3 separate regions of the Mus musculus genome follow, and all the other regions are linked to region 3. The links are chromatin contacts, found by Hi-C or POLR2A ChIA-PET in ENCODE. All regions are on one chromosome and are shown on one strand. The core of a region is the stretch at or near the end of the contact, and the rest is flanking DNA. Distances in the headings are between cores, read along the strand shown.

Region 1 (2,983 bases), core at 36-2,535, 40 kb after region 3:
GCCCAGGCTGGGCTGAATATAGGCTCAAACTTCATTATACCAAAGGAATCAGGAAGACTCCCCTCCCGGTTTGTAATAAGCAAATGCTATTTCTTCTAACTGCCCAAGTCTATAGCAACTTTAAATCATAATGCCACTGTCTTATCTACGATGGTTCAAAGTCTGTAACTCCTAACACATAGGCTAGGCCACATGATATGGGAACGCTCCCAAACCACTAAGAACAAGAAATTGCCTTTTGTCCTCTGAACTGAAGGCAGTGTCTCCTCTGGGTCAGCCCCACTACCCATGGCTGGGGCAGTAACTCCTGACTGAGCTCACACTCCTAGGGGCAGTTTTTCTCAGCATCTTTCAGAATTTATGTCCTGTTTTCTGAAAATTACCTAGCAGTAGGCACATCAGAGGCATTCTTCCAAACTGTCAGACAACGATCAGACTTGGCTGGCAGATACATATTGTTGGTGTTCATGCCAGAGAGTTCGAGTTCAATCCTTAGAACCTACACAAAGGTGGAGGGAAAAACTTGTCTGACCAGAGCTGACTTTTGATCTTCACTGTGACATGCTACCTCATGCCCTAACAAAACAAAACAACAACAACAAAAAAAAAAAAAACGTTGCCCATTCCCTTCACATGACCCTGTGGCCCCTGGGCTCCCAGCTGCCATATTAGTTCCTGGCTGCTTCTCTGGTCAGCTGCTTCTGTTTGGTTGATGAAGACAGCTGGGTCAACAGGGGCCTATTGTCTCTTCTTCTGGCCTCCATTGTTGGGGCCCCAGCTGTCGGTCAGCTTCCAGGGTCAGGGTGTAGGGGGAATGGAGACAGGAGATACGTTCAGATATTCACGACTGGACCCTAAAAATAGGATCACCAGACCTGTTCTACAATAGGGAAACAGGTTCAAGGCATTTTATAAGTGGGGGACTGTTTATACCATGGTGAAATAGCCACAGATGGTACAGGAATGCAGGGATGCACCGCAGGAAAGAACATATAGCTGGGCTGGTATGCCCAGAACAGACCACCACATAGTGCAGAGAAGCCCGTGGTCACATCACCTAACCAAGTGTCTGATTATTTCTACCCTGGGAATGCGGGCGGAGCTGCGCATGACCACGCCCTCCAGGCGGCACTCCATTGGGTGCTTCTCCTTGGCCGGCGCCGGTCCGGTCGTCTGTGACGCAGCTGCAGGCCAGAGCTCCACCTCCAGCTCCCAGCGCCATGGAGGCGTGTGTTCTGCGTAGGCCCTGCCTCTTGCACCCCTCCCACCCCTCCCGGTGCGGAGTGGCGTCCAGAGCAGGCAGGGCCGGCTGCGGGATGTGAGTGTGCGGGGTCGCGCGTGGGGCCAAGCATGGGTTCTGGGGATTCCCATGGGCACGGCGGGACAGCTGGGGGCGGGCTGGGTGACCGTGCGGACGAACGGTGGTTCTCCCCTTTGCAGGGCACCGCGGTGGGCTGCAGGGCTGCGAGGAGGGCACAGCCTCCTGCAGTCGCGGTCTACTCACCTCCCCTCCCCCCGCCCCAGCGCATTTTGTTCCCAGCTTCACAGATGTGTGAGCTAACTCGTGAGACAGCCACATTCCAGCCCCTACACCATACACCCCGCCTTCCCCCGTGCAGGCCTTGGGCCTTGGCACCAGTACTCCTGAATACACCTGGCACTGGCATGTGACCTTGGGCACACCTGGTCCCCAGAGCCGCTGTTAGGACTGTGTTGGAAGCTGATTTAATCAAAGCCAGCCAGGGTTCAGGAAGGAGCTGTTTTCATTCCTGTTGGTTGTTAAGTGACCTGGTGTGAGTGGGGAGGGGAACACTGCTTTCCACAAGGAGGCTGTTGTCCATATGTGTGTCTCTTTTGCACGTTGAAGGCCTCACGCAACACAGCTGTACCAGCATGTACCAGAGAAACGCTGGCCCATCGTGTACTCACCACGTTACAACATCACCTTCATGGGCCTGGAGAAGCTGCACCCCTTTGATGCTGGGAAATGGGGCAAGGTGATCAACTTCCTGAAAGGTAAGAGCCGCCCCCCCCCCCAGACTAGCACGTGTCTCCTCCATTTCCCTATCCATACTACCTCCTCAGACCTGCATCGACCTTCTCCATTTTTTCCTTCTCCCTATCCTCATCACCCCCTCAGACCTACATCTGCCTCCTCCATCCCTGTGTTCATTCCATCCTTACCTGATTTCAGCCCCCAGACTGCCTACTGCCTTCTGCCTTGCTGTTAAAGGGTCTTTCCAGGCAGGCTACTAAGCAAGATGGGACCTGTCTTGTATTCCCTCCAGTTAGATCCCTATCTCCCTTCCTAAAAATCTAGAGCAAGCTCCCAGGTCTGCATCGTGCAAAAAATAGGATCAAATTAGACATTAATAACATAGCTGTTTCTGTTGGGTTTGTTTTCATTCCTCGGGGGACCTCCTATCTACGGCAGGTGGTACAGCTTCCCCCTCCGCTGTAGGGACCTGCCTGAACATCCAAAGGAAGTCATGGACTAGAAAGCACACAGGTGATGTGTGGTGTTGGTATAAGGCTGGGATGCTAGCCTTGCACGTCTGTTGACTGCACAAATGGTTTCCTGCTGGTGCCCTCTGCCCCCATCTGGGCTCCTGCCTCTTTCAGTGGCACAACAGAAGGGTTCTTCATCCCCCTCAGCTGGGAGTGAGCGCCAGCCCCTCTTACTCCTGCGCCTCTGAGGATGAGGAAGGACGGGAGGCAGGACCACAGGGCAGGCTCCTTGGGCACCGTGGCTGAGTCTGGAGGTGTCGGAGGCCATGGGAGGCTGTGGGAGGGAGCCCCTGCCTGGACCTGCGTATAGATGTGGATGGGACCCGTTGGTTTCTGAGCATGACTCATTGAAAATAGACCCTAGGTTGTGATTTCTCTAGAACCAGAGCATCATGGCCCAGTCTCACCATCCTGTGGGGGGATGTCTGCTCTCAGCCTCAATTTCTTTTGTAAAAATGAAATGAATCTTTGGCAT
Region 2 (2,961 bases), core at 230-2,729, 40 kb before region 3:
ATGCAACACTAGCTACTTCTATTCCCACAAGGTTGTTTGCTTTCTCATCTCCATAGCTCCAACTAAGCTGTTAACTCTGCCAGGTGCCCTTCCCACCACAGAAAATCAGTCTGACACAGCACCTGCCTCCCATGAACCTCCCGAAGTCTTTCCTCTGCCCTGGTGTTTGCTCCTACCACACTGTTGCCACCTGTTTGTACCAACCTCTACTGTGGAGCTAAGTCTCACCCCAGGCCAATCAGGCAAAGGATGCTGCCGAGACACAAAGGGTCCTTGAGGCATACGGGGGTTGGTGCCTGTTAGCTGGGTGCTGCACCACCAGAGGTTCACAAGCTCCCTGACAAGAGGATCTTAATTAAGGGTACTGCTGCCCATCTGGCCACTGCTCTCCAGACTGAACTCTGGCTGTGAGCTCCTTAGGTGAGCTGCCTCAGACTAAAGAAAACACTACCATGGTGACTCCCATGACACACATGCCCCAAAGGTCTCCGCGCTGGCTATCATTGCAGCTCCCAGATCCACCTGGGCTTCAGGGTCATTTACTGCTACAGGTGGTTCCCTCCTCTCTCTGATGCCTCCTTCTTCCCTGCCAAGGTACTGCCAACTCTCACATCAACCTAAAGATGACCAGCTAGGCACAGGGTCCCCAACCTTGACAGGTGCAGAGCAGCACTCAGGTCTGCATGCTGCCAGGGCTGAGGACTGATGGCCGTGAGCATGGCGGAGGATGTGGTCAGTGTGAGAGCTACTGTACCTCTGCAGTTAGGTGGGTTTGCTTTTGCTGACAGGTCCAAGGGATTGACTATTCTCATATGAGCTAAGACATATACTGCTGAGCTGAATCTCAGGTCTTGCTTTTACTCTTTGATCTCTCAAATGATGGAATCACAGGCAATCAATGTGTAGGAAACCCCAGGGGGCCAGACTTACCTAGGTATCCGGCTTCAACCACATAGATGGTGCTGTTGGGGAGCCTAGAAGCTCCTTGCATACGGATACCTGAATTCTTAATTAAGGTATAAAACATAAGATACAAAGGGTAAAGCAGCCAGGGCTTTCTGCCTGATGCACACGGTTTGAGCATCACACAGATACCATATGAACTAAGAAGTGGGTGAGGAACCCCTAGATTAGGCCGAAGATCTACATCTTAGAGCGAAGATGTTGGTGAGTCAAGACCCTTACTGTACCATCTGCCCTACAAAGCCGAGTCTCTGCAAGGGACACCAGGGACCCCAGGGCATACAATCCATCTTGGGTTTTCAACAACCTATGTGCCAGTGTTCGCACAGTACTCACACAGCTTCTGCCAGGCCCCCTCTGAGGGGAGGGACTGTGGTTCCTGGGAAGCTTCCAGAGGCCTGGAGTGACGTATGCCTCCGCCAGACTCCTGGCTCTGGGAGTCTCTGTGAGTCATCTACAGAGGTGAGCAATTCCACTCAGCGGGTTGCTATTTAGGCTCTTTCTGATTTTCAGACAGATGGGGAAACAGTGCTATTTTTAGTCCTGGCTGGCTTTAAGGGAGAAAAACAACTTGGCTTCAAAGCAGTCAGCACGACACGGTGCCAGAGCGGAGGATATTCCTGTGGCCCAGGACCAGGTTGCTCTGTCCCATCTGCATGGCAGTGACTCTTGATGTGTCCTGTGTCAGGATGGCCACAGGACGGGCGGGGTCTCCCTGAGGATCTGGGATGCTGTTCTGGAGCTGCAGCTCATATTGATCAGAAGGCATTGAGAGTTCTGTATGAGAAAGAGATGAGAAAAGCAGGTAAGATGAAAGTGTGAAATGCTGCACACCAAGACGGCCGTCTCCAGCCCTGACTCTTGGGACCTGCTGTCAAGACAGCAGCTTGAAGAATGCTAGCAGTGGTGAACACCTGACCATCCCCCTCCCCCCCGAAGTGAGCAAGCTCTTCTCTACATCTGGGCCCAGTGGGGTTCTCACTGTATTACCAAAAAAGTTGGACCTGATGGTCTTCTATGGGTTTTTGGATGCTCAGCTTACCATCGCAAAGAATGATTCTAATCCTGACCACTCTCTGTGCTCCCCCCTCGGTCTAAATTTGTGTAAAAATGACTTTCCCAACAAGAGCCCAGGTCACAGAACAATTCCCAGGAAATCACAGGTTCTGGGAAACCCACCATCTTCACTCTCTGGGCAGAGAACACAGTACTTTTGTTTGAAGACACCTGCTGGATAGGAGTTCAATTTCCCAGAAAGGAAAAGCGACACCAGACTCTGCGGTGAAAGAGCTCTGGTCTTGCTTAGGCATCTCATGACCAATTTCCCTCATCTCATCTCTCAACAACCCTAGGAACAAGGACTACTGGCATCCCCACTTTAGAGAGGGCTGAGCAAGTCAGGTGAGAAGCTAGCTCATGGTCTGCTATGACTTCCACTGCTTTAAGAACCTAAACTTCATATGCTAGAAAACATGTCACGGATGGGTCAGTGTGTAAAGCACTTGCTGGGTAAGGATGAGGATGTTCAAAGGTGTCCAAAGGGTGTTCAAAACCCAGCACCAACACAAAGCAGTAGCATGTGTTTGCAATCCCAGCATTCCTATGGCATGATGGAAGACAGGAGAATCCCCAGAGGCTTCCATGTCAGCTGGCCTGAGGCTGCTCTCAGACCAGTGGCAGGCATACCCCCATGCTCACATACCCCCATGCTCACGTACCGCGACAGAGAGCACGGGAAGACTGATGATTGGGGGCTGGAGAGGTGGCTTAGGGAATAAGAGTGCAGAGGACCTGAGTTCAATATTCAGCACACATTTAGGCAACTCACAACTCCAGCTCAGAGGAACTGATGCCTAAGCCACTGCAGGCGCCTGCACCCCCATGCACATATTCACAAAGAGATACAGAATTTTAAAAACGTAATTTTTGAAAAGATTGAGAAATTAAAAACAAAGCAATGTGGCCTAGGGGAAAGTGGTTAGGTCACTAGGGCACGGC
Region 3 (2,829 bases), core at 211-2,710:
CAAGCAGACAACTTCAACAATGGAGTGAGCATGTATCCCTCCAGAGTATTAACAGCTGACCTCCTCACTCAAAACAAAGCCCCAGAGAAGAATAAACACTTCCCCTTGGGTAAAGCATTTACTCCAAACTGCAATGGAAAGACTCTGCCTCTTCATACTCCAGAGGCCAACCTAAAGACACTCCAGACTGACCTCAAAGCGGCACTACTGCCTCAGCCTCCCTAGTGAAGTAATTATAGAGGTACAGTGCCACCCCCTATGAGGCAGACTTTTAAAACAAATTAAATTTGAGAACTACATATAGCAGAATGTGGCTCTGAGCTCTGGGCATCATATAGAACATTAACACACACACACCTAGCTAGTTAAGCCTTAGCCTAGATCAGTGGTTCTCAACCTTCCTAATGCTGTAAGCCTTTACTACAATTCCTCTGTTGTTGAACTGTACTAAAACCATAAAATTATTTTGTTGTTACTTCATAACTGTAATGTTGCTACTGTTGGAATCATAATGTGAATATCTGACAGGAGGCCCCAAACTGGGTTTTAACCCACAGGTTGAGAACCAATGACCTAAACACATTCTTAAGGAGGCTGGCAGCAAAATGTAGCCTGAGAGAAGGAAGGGACTATGTCGCACTAGTGAGGGTGTGGGTCAAGGGTGTGACCTGATCACACCCTACTCAGCCTGCACCCAGCAACGAGAAGTTCTCCCTTCATCTGCCTAGCCAAAGGCTGGACCGCAACACCCTGCTGGAAGCCAGGTCATCAAGGCAGACCCTACTCCACCAGCATCTAATTCCTTTGCCTCCCACTTCTGAGCTGGAAAATGGTCCTTTCATCCAAGATTTAATGACTCTCCCTAAGTGGCTTAACGGGTGTGGTGTGTCTCCCACAGACTCCTTGCCCAGGTCTCTACAGACACTCTTCTCACACCAGTCAGGCGCCAGGGGTGAGTCCCACCTCCCCCGTCTCCCACAGACTCCAGAGCGTGGCTGCTCAAGCTGGAGCTCCTCAGGGCCCTGACAGCTGGGGACCGAGGCCACGTGCGGCGCTGCCCTCCATGGCCCGCGATCACAGCCTCCTCTTCCCGCGCAGCCCAGACGCGAGTGGCCCAGGCGCCATGCGCAGAGAGAGAGCGCGCGCGCCGCGGGGTCACGCGGGGCCGGCTGGAGCGAGCACGCCACGCACCTGCGGCCCAAGCCCCCTCCCGCGCGCACCTGCCGCCTCCCGCCGGGCCCGCGCGCCTCACCAGCGGTAGCAGCCCTCAGAAGCTTCCAGAGTGAAGTTCACGCGCGTGGCCCGCGTGAAGGGCAGCAGCACCTTGGGAATGTTAAGCTTGGCGGCCGCGGCGGGACCCACTACCTGCAGCAACAGCAGCGCCCAGAGCGCCGGCTGCACTAGTGAGGCCCGCGCCATCCTCCCGGCCTCGCTAGCGCCCGGGCGCGCGCTCCCGCGCCCTCCACCGGCGCGCGCTGGGTAGCAGGTGGCCGCGTGGGGCGGGGCGAGCGCAGTGATGGGCGGGACCGGCGGGAAAGCGGAGAGCACGCGCCTGGTGCTGAGCCCCTAGAGCGCGCCGAATCCTGCGAGCTTTTTCAGCCCCGGAGCCCGTAGCGCGTGGCCTAAGGCCTCTGCCGCGCGCCCGTCTCTGGTGGCAGCCTTCCAGCAGGCTCGCTCTTGTTCATTCCGCCTTGTCTGGAGCCTCTGGCGGTGGAGCCAGGACATAGCACTAAGACAGGCGCCCTAGGACAGTGTGGAGCGCTCACTGATTAACACCCCCCCCCCCGCCCCCTTTCCAAAGCCACACTTCCCCAGGGGCCAAGAAGGTCTTGAGATATTCCGGGATCAATCCATCAGCAGGACAACACTGGGAACTTCCTGTTAAACAGCCCCATGGATGCTCCAAGGGAAATATCCGAAAGGTTAGTGAGGGAACAACACGTCCCTGAAAGTAGACGGTGCAACCTGACTTCAGCTGCACTAGGACCTGGATCGACCAGCGGGATCTGGAAGAAAAGTGACAGGCTGATGTCATGCATAAACAAAGACTTGAAGCTGAATTTCAGGCCGGCTGGGGAAGCCTCCTGGAGGAGAAACTCTCTGGAATGGATACTAAGGTCTCGCTGGGTTTCTGAGAGGCCACCATTCCTAGTCTATGTAGTTTTTGTTTGTCAGTTTGACACCAACTAGTGTCTTCTGGGGAGAGCAGCCTTAATTGGGAAAATACCCCCATCAGATTGGCCTGTAGACCTGTTTATGGAGCATTTTCTTAACTGATGATTGATGAGGGAGGGCCCAGATCACTGTGGGCTGTGCCACCTCTGTAAAGGAGGTTCTGAAGTGTTAAGAGAGCAAGCTGAGCAAACCATACGGAACAAGCCAGTAAGTTGTCTTCCTCCGTGGCGCTGGCTTCAGGTCCTGCCCTGGTTGAGTGCCTGGCTTCCCTCAATGATCCAGTGTGGCTGGGATAAGGAAGCCGAATAAACCCTTTCCTTCCTAACTCGCTTTTGCCTTGGGACATTTGGATACAAGGAGGGACATTTGGAGGGCACCCTCAGGCCCTAAGGACCCTGGACCAGGAATGGGGGTGAGAGGAGCTACCCAGAAGAGGACAAGTCTTCCAGGCTGGGTACCACGTGCTACAGGAGGAGGGAAAGTTCCACCATCCTCTTCCAGGAAATAAAAGAAAAGCAACGCTCCTCCAGGGTGTCTGTGCAAACTCTTCCTGCGCGTTCTTGGTGATGCTTCATTGTTTTTAGTTTCCAGCGCTGGAGATCACACACCCGGCTTCACTCCTGAGCCTTTCATGCTTTTAACCAGGTACTAGGA

Evidence for each region. Hi-C counts contacts between places; a loop is a spot of excess contacts on that map. ChIA-PET counts read pairs that join two places held with the same protein, here RNA polymerase II (POLR2A).
Region 1: POLR2A ChIA-PET joins it to region 3 with 14 read pairs in embryonic stem cell. The contact joins the promoter of Hdac11 here to the promoter of Nup210 in region 3. A Hi-C loop is called at or near these places in 1 of 37 maps with a recorded cell type or tissue (gastrocnemius). POLR2A ChIA-PET finds 5 or more read pairs at or near these places in 3 of 5 experiments (Patski and embryonic stem cell).
Region 2: a map of left cerebral cortex shows a loop between it and region 3 (6-fold over the local background). The contact joins the enhancer-like site here to the promoter of Nup210 in region 3. A Hi-C loop is called at or near these places in 5 of 37 maps with a recorded cell type or tissue (gastrocnemius, heart, left cerebral cortex and 1 more). POLR2A ChIA-PET finds 5 or more read pairs at or near these places in 3 of 5 experiments (Patski and embryonic stem cell).

The regions. Positions count from the first base shown.
Region 1 is chr6:91,155,530-91,158,512 of GRCm38, forward strand. It overlaps Hdac11 (histone deacetylase 11), which reads left to right and starts at 1,286. Exons shown (of 10, transcript NM_144919.2): 1 at 1,286-1,318; 2 at 1,868-2,016. The coding sequence starts at 1,317.
Region 2 is chr6:91,074,977-91,077,937 of GRCm38, forward strand. It overlaps Nup210 (nucleoporin 210), which reads right to left. Exons shown (of 40, transcript NM_018815.2): 7 at 1,582-1,740; 8 at 931-999. Among named protein-coding and RNA genes, the nearest start is that of Nup210, 40 kb to the right of the region's middle. Within about 2 kb of position 1,480, at least 1 of the 3 ENCODE cell types and tissues checked has a DNase peak (open chromatin) inside an H3K27ac peak, as active enhancers do; it is heart, where a contact is called at or near this core.
Region 3 is chr6:91,115,366-91,118,194 of GRCm38, forward strand. Nup210 (nucleoporin 210) reads right to left here and starts at 1,461. Exons shown (of 40, transcript NM_018815.2): 1 at 1,253-1,461. The coding sequence starts at 1,419. Gm30364 (a long non-coding RNA gene) reads left to right here and starts at 1,856. Exons shown (of 4, transcript XR_003956467.1): 1 at 1,856-2,820.